Linked DNA regions of Homo sapiens: regions 1 and 3 are each linked to region 2. The links are chromatin contacts, found by Hi-C or POLR2A ChIA-PET in ENCODE. All regions are on one chromosome and are shown on one strand. Each heading gives the region's core, a stretch centred on a gene start or an enhancer-like site at or near the end of the contact. The rest is flanking DNA. Distances are from core to core; before and after follow the strand shown.

Evidence for each region. Hi-C counts contacts between places; a loop is a spot of excess contacts on that map. ChIA-PET counts read pairs that join two places held with the same protein, here RNA polymerase II (POLR2A). Pooled maps may share reads with other maps.
Region 1: a loop to region 2 is called in a pooled map, with 5 times the contacts of the local background. The contact joins the enhancer-like site here to the promoter of HMGB1 in region 2. A Hi-C loop is called at or near these places in 6 of 50 pooled maps. POLR2A ChIA-PET finds 5 or more read pairs at or near these places in 2 of 52 experiments (HEK293 and activated CD8-positive, alpha-beta memory T cell).
Region 3: a loop to region 2 is called in a pooled map, with 22 times the contacts of the local background. The contact joins the enhancer-like site here to the promoter of HMGB1 in region 2. A Hi-C loop is called at or near these places in 5 of 168 maps with a recorded cell type or tissue (B cell, CD4-positive, alpha-beta memory T cell, CD8-positive, alpha-beta T cell and 2 more), 17 of 37 single-sample maps with no recorded cell type and 18 of 50 pooled maps. POLR2A ChIA-PET finds 5 or more read pairs at or near these places in 6 of 52 experiments (CD8-positive, alpha-beta memory T cell, WTC11, activated CD4-positive, alpha-beta T cell and 3 more).

What each region holds. Positions count from the first base shown.
Region 1 is chr13:30,772,880-30,776,625 of GRCh38, reverse strand. No RefSeq gene overlaps it. Among named protein-coding and RNA genes, the nearest start is that of LINC00398, 28 kb to the left of the region's middle. Within about 2 kb of position 2,310, at least 2 of the 41 ENCODE cell types and tissues checked have a DNase peak (open chromatin) inside an H3K27ac peak, as active enhancers do.
Region 2 is chr13:30,464,099-30,468,077 of GRCh38, reverse strand. HMGB1 (high mobility group box 1) reads left to right here and starts at 2,142. Exons shown (of 5, transcript NM_002128.7): 1 at 2,142-2,282. RefSeq lists enhancers at 1,183-1,958, 1,959-2,734 and silencers at 2,170-2,479, 3,079-3,718.
Region 3 is chr13:30,750,857-30,754,754 of GRCh38, reverse strand. ALOX5AP (arachidonate 5-lipoxygenase activating protein) reads right to left here. Exons shown (of 5, transcript NM_001629.4): 3 at 2,633-2,703. The region is part of intron 1 of LOC124903146 (a long non-coding RNA gene); the gene reads left to right. Among named protein-coding and RNA genes, the nearest start is that of ALOX5AP, 17 kb to the right of the region's middle. Within about 2 kb of position 2,439, at least 4 of the 41 ENCODE cell types and tissues checked have a DNase peak (open chromatin) inside an H3K27ac peak, as active enhancers do.

The DNA.
Region 1 (3,746 bases), core at 1,061-3,560, 310 kb before region 2:
TTGCTCTCTCAAAAGACTCACTTTCCTTCTCTTTAAAATGAGCATGAGATAGTGGTGCCTGGCTTATGGGTTTGTTTTGAAGATTAAAGGTACAGATGTATCTAACCGCTTGGCACCATACCTTACCCATAATGAAGGTTGGTCATTCTGAGCCATTATTATCCTGCTTGTGCTATGAATTTAAGATTCCCTGGTCAAAAAGAATAATATGTGTATTTTATAGTTTATCTGTATCAATTAAAAGGGACAATCTCTATTACAGGTTTTATGGAATAACCATTTAAAGTATGGATTTACTTTACAATGTCCATAACTTACTTTAAAATACCTCAACACTGAGAAATGAATCATGAGTTTGTATTAGTAGAAGCCTCAACTCCAGAGGCATGAAGTTGCTGAAATGGAAACTTCACCTCCACAGGTGGCCAGCTGGTATTCCATCAGAAAGACTTCAGCTCTTCAGATCTCAGTCATCACCTTAGGCTTTGAAAATTAGCATAGTGAGCATCACAAATGGATTTTGATTGATATAAGAGATTTGCTAGTCAGTATGAATACCAGAAATAGGCTTTCGACCGGGCGCGGTGGCTCACGCCTATAATTCCAGCATTTTGGGAGGCTGAGGCGGGCAGGTCACCTGTGGTCGGGAGTTCGAGACCAGCCTGACCAACATGGAGAAACCCCGTCTCTACTAAAAATACAAAATTAGCCTGGCGTGGTGGTGCATGCCTGTAATCCCGGCTACTCTGGAAGCTGAGACAGGAGAATCGCTTGAACCCAGGTGGTGGAGATTGCAGTGAGCCTAGATGGCACCATTGCACTCCAGCCTGGGCAACAAGAGCAAAACTCTGTCTCAAAAAAAAAAAAAAAAAAAAAAAAGGCTCTCAATGGTAAAATTCAAGGTATTCAAGTCTGGTGACTGTGTAAAATATTGTCAGAAATATTGTCAGAGTGCTCCGCACCTGTGCTGAATAGGCAGTAGGAATCTAGTGAGGCCTGTGGCCATGCCCATAGGATCTGCACTGTGGATCCATCCATAGACAGTTCTGCCACCAGCTACTGGTTAGGAGGATTTCTGGTTGCCTAATGCTGACTTCAGGGTATCAGAGTCCTACCTCTGGAATATTGTTGCTTCTCCCTCTAGGGAATTTCATCAGGAGGTGAATCCATCAAGCTCACAGTTTCATGAACTCTCCTGGGCCTGCTTTTTAAAGGAATGTTTGTTTCAAGAACAGTCTGTATTTGGCAGAATTTCTTCTGAGAATTGCTTTTTTGATAACAAGATCTAAAGACATATCTAACTCTCATTCATCTTAAACATCTCAGTGCCATCATATACCCAAAAGAATGCAAGAGTTGTGCATGGACCTATTTGCTAAAGTCAGTTCACAACAGCTTTAAGATAAGATAGACTGAATTTGGATCCCAGATATGCTACTTCCTAGCTCTTTGACCTTGGGCAAATGTCTTCACCAGTAAAACAAGGAAGTTAATATTACCTACTTAATTGGGTTATTAGAGAATTAAATGAGATAAGGCATATGTGATGGTTGATTTTATGTGTCAACCTGACAAGGCTAAGGGATAGCCAAACAGATGGTTAAATATTGCTTCTTAATGTGCTTGTGAGGGTGTTTTCAGAAGATTCAGCATTTTAATCAGTAGACTGAATATAGAAGCTCTGCCCTCACCAATGTGGGCAGGCATCCTCCAATTCGTTGAGGAAAAAAAAGGAAGAAGAAGGGTAAGTTCTCTCCTTCTCTGTTTGAGCTGGGACGTCCATCTTCTTCTGCCTTTGGACATCAGCACTACTGGCTCTTGGGCCTCCAGACCCTGTCTAGTACTTATACCATGCCGATGTCCCCTCCCACACAGGTTCTCAGGCCTTCAGACTTACACTGATCTACACCACCGCTTTCTTGGTTCTCCAGGTTGCAGGCAGCAGATCTTGAGCCTTCTCAGCCTCCGTAATTGTGTGAGCCAATTCTCATAACCAATTAATCAAGCAATCAATCAATTCTATCAGTGCTGTTTCACCAAAGAACCCTGACTAATACAGCGTGCAAAGCACACAGTGCACTTCCGGCTTACGGTAAGAAAGTAACAAATGCATGGTCACGGTTATTATTATGAGTTTAGGTATTCTTCTTTCTTATTATAAACAGCTTTCCAATGTCCTTTAACTTTCATTTTCCATGATGATTTATTTAGAACTATAAATCGAAACTGTTCACTCTTGGGTTTCTGTGACCTACTTTGCTGTGGTGTTTCTGCTGCCTCTCTGACTGCTTCCTGTCCTCCAGCACAATGAAAGTTCTGCAAAGATAGCGACATTGTCTCTGTCATCACCACTGATGCCCAGGACCTATCCATATGCCTGGTATATGGTGGGAGTGCAATTGGGATTTATCTGTACTGAGTCTCCTCAGCACCCAGGCTCAAAACCAAGCATTCTCTCTTATTCTCTCTCCTTTTCCTGATCCCTACCAACCAATCCTGCTTCCTGTTTGCTGTCATTCATAATGTTACACCTTCCATTTTATTTTTCCATTCTGTCAGCTGCCATCTTTGTCTGGGTGCCATCTTGCATTTAGACCGTTGAAATTGTCCCCTACCAATTGTCTCCAGCTGGTTTCCTGTTTCTAGCCTGGCTGGTTTTTATCATCAAACTATCCTCTAGGAAACTGCCAAATTATTTCTATTAAAACCCTGCTTTGCACAAGTTATCTTCCCCTCTCTCTGTGTGTGTCTCTCTCTCTCACACACACACATACTGCACATACACACACACACACACACCCCCCAAACACTTTCAATAACTCACTACTGAAAGCATCCAACAACCTAACTCAGGGACCTTCCTTTCAGGAAATTCTTCATTCCTGTCAAGATGGTTTACTTATTATCTCCAACTGTTCTTCTGTGCCTACTTTTGTTCACAGTCTAGAGGCTCTCAGCCCTTTCCACCAAAGCCTCCCTTAGTGACAGAGGAGGGTGGCTGTAGTACCCAGCCAAAGATGCTGCTTTCAAGTCTTGTGTTTTATATCAAGAAGCCATATGCATTTTGCATTGCTATCACCTAATATATCCATGTTTGTCATAATACCTAAACCTTTTAAATTATAGCCATCCAGTTAGATTGAACGGGCCCAATCTCCAGGGTGAGAGAGATGCGTCGGGTTAAGTCTTTGTGAACCCTCTAGCTCTCACCATGGGGCACAATTCCCCCAGACACCCCCTTTTACTCCCCGTCACTGCTGTCAGTCCCATTCCATAATCTTCTCCCAGGCCTCAGTGAAGTCCTTCCTTTCTATCCTTGACTATTTCTGGCAGCAGTCACTGTCTCCTCGGAGGCCCTGGAGTCCATTCTGCTAGTCCACCATGCTGTAGCTTGAACCACTGAGCAGCTTTCAAGAACAATTTTGTCCCCCCAAATAAAAGGCAGCCTCCTTGAAACAAGGATCCTCTGTTAGACCAGTGTTTATCCCGCCAGGTGCAGCAAGCAGCTCTGGACACAAACAGCTCTCAACACTGTAATCTACAACACTCATCTGCTCGAAAGCGCCTCTTTCACATTTTCATTTCATATGGATTTTTTTGTCTGTTTTTTTCCTCTTTACGTCCTGGACCTCACGGTGGCATCCTCTTCTCCTTTCTCAGGTTTAAGTGAACTAAACACTGAGTTATCTCTCAAAACTGGGAGTTTTTCTGATGCTGTGCTTCCAACACAACAATACAAAAGAGAA
Region 2 (3,979 bases), core at 893-3,392:
TATAGCTGAGAGAATTGAAGCATGGAGGTTTAAAAACATGCCCAAGATCATACAGCTAGTAAGTAGCAGAGCTGGGATTTGCACCCAAGTCTATTCAATTCCAGTGCCTATTACTCACCATATCATCCTGTCAAAATAGAAACCTTGTGTGGGCCCATTGCTCTCAAGATGTCCTGTGGCCATAAATGCACCCTGGCAGGAGCAAGCTGGTATAGACAACCAGTAAAGTGTATGGCCGTGCCAGTACAAAGCCAACACTGCTCCTGGAAAATATTGATAGTGCCATATTCAACTAATCGTCAAATTTTAATATCATCGATGCCACTGAAAGTATCTTAATCATTCTCATGAATATTTTGTAATATGAGACATTGAGAAGATAAGACAGTATTGAAATAAATATCTAGATTTAAAAAATATAAAATTTGAATGATTAGTAGAGGGAAGCAGAGGATAGTAAATATGTGTGAAAATAATAACATAAAAGTTAACTTTAGATATATTATCTTTAAACACTGCATGTGCAGTATACCAATTTATATCCTCTTTAATATTATAGTCTTTTTCATGTGCATGTGTGATATATTGTCCATTCACCAAGACTATAATCCCTGAGTCCGATAGTGTATTTTCTTTTAAAAAGAAATCAACATTAAAACAGGAAAGATTATCTAAGCTTACTCTCAAGTAGTTTAATACATTTGAGGAAATAAATTAGGTTATGGATGCTTATAAGCGATATAAAAAATCAAATTAACACGATGTAGGTGATTTATTCCAAATTTGATCTGTTACATTTGGAGGAATTGGTTGTTGGATTTAGAAGTGTACAAAATACCATTAGAGAGTGAAAAAAAAGGGAAGTCTGTTATAACTGAATAGGGGCGTGGTCTGCTCAGGCTAAAAGGAATAGATAGTAGTTTCATAAAGGACTGATATAACTGTAGAGTCTTCAGAACTGGCCACTACAGCCAGCACATTTTCTCTACAGACGTAAGTATGTCTATTAATACCAGCCAGCTTGGTGAGTTAGAGAAACCACAGCCTGTGGATTTGGGCACATGCACTCTCTGCCTGCATCTAATCCTTCGGGTAACCATATACCTACAACTCCTGTAATCCTAGAGCAGTTACATGGATGCACTAAGTGGTGTGATGGGAGGGAAAGATAGCATCACAAGGATTCGTTTGATTGTAACAGTAATCCACACCAAGTCAAATAAAATAGCCAAACAGTTTAGAATGTGGTCTCTAATGAATTTGCTAATTCTACCAGGGCCTCACAAACATTTCCTGCTAGAGTACCCCATATCAAACCAAGTGGCTGTTCTTTAATTACATGGAATAATTATTTGATTTCCAGGAAGTTAAGACAGTGCTTTGTATTTAAATAAAAAGTTCTAGACATGCTGTGAAACTCGATCAAACCAAGAAAAAGGGTGAAACTGAATGCCTGCTCACTGACTCAAGATTTCAGCTGCTCAGCGAGCCTGACGTGACGGCTTATGAGCCCAGAAAAGGGGTATTTTAAACCCGGCTGGCTGGATCATGTCACTTTCTTATAGAAGCCCTGCCTTTCCAGAGACCTAAAGTGTAACGCAATCAGAGACCTTTGAGGGGCTCGAGGCTCGGCGGCTTCCGCCCCTCAGCACCAGCAGAGACCCCAGTTTTCAGGGGACATGATCCCATAGTGTCGCCCTCACTTTTGAAGGGCCATTAAAAGCCTGGGGCCTCTTATCTCAACGGCTTTGGGCGTGAATGTGGGGCAAGAAGGGGGGGGGAGACCTGTGGGTGTCTCTTTTGCCTGAGGAGTTGGAGACACTTGTGGAAAAGTCAGGCCCTTTTCGCTCCGGCGGCCGCTCCGGTGTGGGGCTGGCTTGGGTTAGACACATGCACACATACACCATAGAGCTCTGCTTTCCCGTAGCAGCTGCTGCCTCTGCCTCTGCCTCTCCCGCCTCAGCCTCTTTGCCCGGCATACACACACATTCAGATTTGCGCGCTGTTTCAATCCTTGATGACGTGTCCCCGGAGACAGCCAATAGCAAACGGGCTCTGGTCAGGACAATGGGAGGTATCGGGCCAATGAGCGAGCCCCGTGAGTTGGCGGTAGCCAATAGGAGCCGCGCTGGCTGGAGAGTAATGTTACAGAGCGGAGAGAGTGAGGAGGCTGCGTCTGGCTCCCGCTCTCACAGCCATTGCAGTACATTGAGCTCCATAGAGACAGCACCGGGGCAAGTGAGAGCCGGACGGGCACTGGGCGACTCTGTGCCTCGCTGAGGGTGAGTCTGGGGCAGCGCCGCGGCGGGGAGAGCGCCTCCGGCAGCTCCCCAGCCCGCGCGGCGGCCGGATCCCCGCGGCCGGGAGCCGGCGGGTCAGGATCCACACAAAGGCAAATGAGGGGGGACCGTGGGGGGAACTGCGCACGGAGCGAGCCTCTGCCCGGGCGCCGGGAACGCTGCCCCGCGCCGGTGCCCCGGCCCTCAGGCAGCCTGAGGCGCCGGGAGCCCCGCGCCCCGCGAGTTTCCACCCCCGGCGGCGTCCGCGCTGACTGGCGCAAAAAAAAAAATTTTTTTTTTAATTAAAAAAATTTTGAACGTGTTTTGGGCCCTCGGGCCGGGCGTTCGGGCGGGCGGCGTGCGCGGAGCGCGGCCGGGGCGGCGGGGCCGGCGCGGCTCGGCGGCGGCGGCGGGAGGGCAGCGGCGGCGCTTCCCCGGGCTGCATTGGCCGCCGCCGCAGCGAGCCGGGCGCTGGCGGGGAGCGCGGCCAGCCGGGCGGGCGGCGGGGCGGGCGGGGCGCCGCGGCGGGCGAGGGCGGCGCGGGGGCCTGGGGGCGGCAGTGCGGGCCCGGCCGGCCTCGGCCCGGTCGCGGCGGCGGCGGCGGCCGGGCGGCGGGGGGAGCGGCGCCGCTGCGCTCGCTGGAACATGGCTGACTCGGGCCCGGCGCTGCTGGCTGGAGAGAAAACAAGGCGGGCGGGCGGGGGAGCTGGGCGCAGCAGTTCCGAGGCAACTTTTTTTTTCCTCTCTCTTTTCACAGCCCCGCGTTCTCCGTGCGGGGGCGGCGGGGCGCGCGGCCCGCGCGGAGGGAGACGGGGAGTGGCGGGCGGGTGGGCCCTCGGGCGGCCCCCACCGCGGCGGGGGGAGGGGAGCGGCGCGGAGGGGAGGGCCCGGCCGCGCGCCCCCCGCCCCTCCCCCGGCCGTAATGGCCGAGTGTGTGCGCCAGAGCGCGGCTCGCACCCCGCCCGCCGCCGCCGCCGCGCCCGCACCCTCGCACTCACACACTCTCTCATACACACACACACACACACACACACACAAAGGGAAGGAGCCATATTCTCGCTCGCGCTCGCCCTCGCGGCGGCGGCGGCGCAGGCGGAGAAGACGCGCAGCGGCCATTCCGTGCGCGCCGGCCCCGGCGGCCGCGGGCGGAGCCAGCCCCCATTTCGAGCGGGGCTTCTCCCTGCGCCGAGCCTGACAAAATGGGGGCGGCGGCGGCGCGGGCCTGCAGGGCCTGCCGGGCGCACGTGGCGGCCTCGGGCCTGGGAGCCGGGCCGCGTCCTCTCTCCTCGGCCGCGCGGCCACCGGCGAAGTTCTAGGGGCGGGGGGCTCGCCCCGCGCAGGAGTCACCCCAACTTTCACGGCTCCAAAAAATACTTCCCGAGTTGGGGGAGGGGGCCACCGAGCCACGAGCAGGAGTGGCTTTTGTCCCTCATCCTTGTTTACTCGGAGAAACTTCAGACCGGACGTGTTTAGTCAGAACAGAAATACATCTCAGGGCCAAACCGATAGGAAACGAGGCTGCCTCGCGGTGGCACCGCCACCCCCCAACCGGGTTCCGAGCACCGGAGCTGGCTGCTGCTCCCTCTTTGGAGCAAAGTTTTATGCAAAGAGGGTGTTTTTTGAAACTTTCGGTGCACGGTGATTTTTTTTTTTTAAGGTCCCATAATTAGGAAGAGTCGACTCGCTTAGGCCCTTGTTTA
Region 3 (3,898 bases), core at 1,190-3,689, 290 kb before region 2:
GCACATAGGGGTGTTCAAAATAATATTTGTCAAATGAATGAAAATAAGTCAGGCCAGTGAAGGCGTGGAATTTGAAGCCAGGTCTTTCTGATTTCAAAACTTTATCACCACCACCTGCATTATCAATAATAACATTTATTGCGCTTCAGATGTTAGGTGGAATCATATGAAATGCTATTTTTGTAGGTCATAAATAGCCAGATATTGGCAGTTTTACATGGCTCAATCTGATATATGCCAAGCACTGTGTCAGGAGCTTTATACATATTATTTCACTCACCATAGGAATGCTACTAGCTAGACCATGGTCCTGTTTTACAATAAGGAAACTGAGGCTTGGAAAAGCTGAGTAACTGCCTGGAGTCACACACCAGCAATGAGTGTCCTTGGATTTGCCTCCAATCAGCCACTCCCCAAAACCCATTTCTTTCCACAATTCCTCCTGCCTTCCAAAATACTATTGTTATCCGGCAGATAAGAAAATCAAAGCAAAAGAGAAACTGTGAACTCTTTTTGAGACGGAGTTTCACTCTTGTTGCCCAGGCTGGAGTGCAATGGTGCTATCTTGGTTCACCGCAACCTCCGCCTCCCAGGTTTAAGTGATTCTCCTGCCTCAGCCTCCCGAGTAGCTGGCATTACAGGCATGCACCACCACGCCCAGCTAATTTTGTATTTTTAGTAGAGACAGGGTTTCTCCATGTTGGTCAGGCTGTTGTCGAACTCCCAACCTCAAGTGACCTGCCTGCCTCGGCCTCCCAAAGTGCTGGGATTACAGGCATGAGCCACTGTGCCTGGCCCATGCTATTCTCTAAAAATCACAAAGCTGTCACAATCACGATTTGCCTTGGGCAAAGTTTTTCCTTATGTTATACCATCTGAATGATTCTGCTCCAACTTACTGGTCCATTTTTCTTTCAATGGGAACCCAATTGAACATGAGCTAACAGAGATTATGGGTGGAAAATGGCCACACTCATACCCCTGTGCAAGGAAGGTGAGTGCCTCCTGCAGGGAAGTGGGCTGCTGGCACCAGGAGGGTACAAATCCAGCCCCTAAAATTCTGATGTTCGTTCAAGCCACTTGTTCCTCTGGGACTTGAGCTTCTGCTCTATAAAGTGAGGGATTTGCACTAGAATTATCTTTGGGTTTCCTTTCTGCTAAAAAAAATTCTACAGTCTACTTTATTCCTAAGAAATGACGATTATCAACCAAGGTTACTGATGCTTTTGTCTGCTGGCAATGACAAAGCTTGTTTTGACAGGAAATACCTATTTCCAGGGCTACGAAACACCTTCAAACTCCCATTGTATTTATCTAGCTACAGCAAGTCCGCATTCATCTAGATCAAGCATCATCTAAGACATAAAAAGAACCATAACTCCTAGTAAGAGCATAGTTTGACTTGATTTTTCAAGTAATGCGAGACATGTTTCCTATTTAACTCAGGAGAGAAAATAGGAAATAAATGGTGAGCTTACTGACAGCCTTCTCAGCACAGAAGGAGTGCCACGTGGTGTCCCTTAAGTGGTTTCTGCTGCCGCCTCACCTCTGCTCTCTATCACTGAACTTGGTTCTCTTCCCATATGGCGCTTCCCACCCTTGTCATTGTCTTCATTCACTGACTTCTGTGGTCCATCTTGCCAGCTGGCCTGTGCCTCACCGCCAGGTGACCTCTAGAAGCTACTCTTTATTTATCACTGTATATCTAGGCACAGGGCTTGGCACAGAGTAGCTCTTCAATATATATTTATTATGTAAATGAATAAAGTAAGAGGATCTTTGTGAAAAATCCAGAATTTTAAGTCAAAAGACCCAGGCACTCATTCTGCCTGTGTTCTTCACCAGCTGAGTAGCTGTACCCAAGTTACTTTATCTCCCTGAGTCAAAGTATCCTGAAAGGTAATAAGGGACATAAAATCCACTCTATCTACTTTACAGAGCGGGGAGACAACAATAAGTCTTAAACAGTTCATCATGGGACTGAGTGTGGCCTTTCTGCCTGTGCCCTCCAGGGCCACAGAAGCTGGCCAGTTCATGCCGATCTGCCACCAGGCACAGTGCCAGGCGTGGCCCCGAAAGGGGACCAAAAGTATGACTGATTTCCACTCAATGTTAAATCAACTCTGGAAGTTGATTTGTCTTTCCAACTTGCTCAAGTCAAGCCTGTGGGCTGCTGATAACTGTGGGAAGGCCGGGGATGTGGCATCCAGCCCGTGGCTCAGTGGAAACATGCCTGAAGGAGGGCCACCACACTGGAAGCTTATTAGCAGAAGAGCCAAGTGACAGCGGTCCCAAAATAGATCCCTCAGGCACTCTCATTTATAATGCCCTTGTATCTGAACTAACACTGCTTAAGGATTCTGAGTCACATTTAGCCTTAAACCACCCTTGTCAGCACAGCAGCTCTCAGCCAGCCACCAGGGAGCAAGCATTAGCAATGCATTATCACACGCGCTCTGCACGGGTGCAGAGCATGCCTGAAACACGGCCTCCCGAGGGCTCTCACCTCTCCAGGGCTTCACAGATGGGAGCCAGAGGTCAGGCAAAGTCCTTTCAACAAAAAGCCTGCCCTTTGAACCTCCTTGAGATGCACTTTATAGAAGGAGAATGAACAAAGGGAAGTCTGAGTTACCTTGGCTGCAAAGTAGCCCCGCAGACCAGAGCACAGCGAGGAAAGTGGGGTACGCATCTACACAGTTCTGGCTGCAGAATAAACAAACAAGGAGAAAAACAATCAGAGACCAAGTTAGTGCAATGTGGTCTGAAAATTACCTGAAAGTTGAAGTTAATAATCACCATCGTGCATGAAACATAAATCCCATTCGTAATTCCACTTACATCTACCCAATAAGATGGGGCAGCCAGCTGCCACCTGGGAAACAAACAATGGTATAAAGCAAACACATGTTCATAATCCATTAACTCTGTTCCTACGGTGATGCGTAAGGGAGACTTGGTTTCTTGATGTATTCCTCTGGCAGGGTTCCTGTTCCTGGCGGTGCCCCTGCGCTTCTTGGAATTGAAGAGTGAGCAATGCAGACAGAGGATGTGGCCACACTGGCATGGGGGTGGTCGGGGAGAAGAGCCCAACTAAGGAAACTTTTCTATCAGATCCACAAATCAGCCCAGGTCTGCAAGCCAGGCTGAGCAAAGAAGGGTGATCTTCAAATGTTAAAGACAACAAAGTCAACTCAAAAAAGCTGGTGCTCAGAAACTTAGCTTACTAAGAGGGTGATCACTGTATGCTGGGCACAGTCCTCACTCCCTGGAGAGTTCTCACTCTACCGTGGATGTTTTGCACCCTTCCTCTCTTTTTAACTCACCATATTCCTGTGAGTTCACATGATAACTGTATGAGTTTCCTCTTGCTGCTGTAACAAGTGGCCACAAACTGAGTGGCTTAAAACAACACGCCTTGTAATCCCAGCAATTTGGGAGGCTGAGGCAGGCAGATCACAAGGTCAGGAGTTCAAGACCAGCCTGGCCAACATGGTGAAACCCTGTCTCTACTAAAAACACAAAAAATAGCCAGGTGTGGTGGCAAGCACCTGTAATCCCAGCTACTCAGGAGGCTGAGGCAGGAGAATCACTTGAACCTGGGAGGCGGAGGTTGCAGCGAGCCAAGATCACACCACTGCACTCCAGCCCAGGCAACAGAGCAAGACTCTGTCTCAAAAAAACAAAAAACACCCTTTTACTATGGTTCAGGATGTCAGAAATCCAAAATAAATCTCAAAGGGCTATAAAGTCAAGATATTAGCAGGGCTGCAATCCTTCTGGAACTTCTAGGGGAGAAACCATTTCCTTGCCTTCTCCAGCTTCTAGAGGTCACCTGTATTCCTTGACTCAGAACCTCCTTCCAACCTGAAAGTCAGGGATGGCCCATCAAATCTTTCTT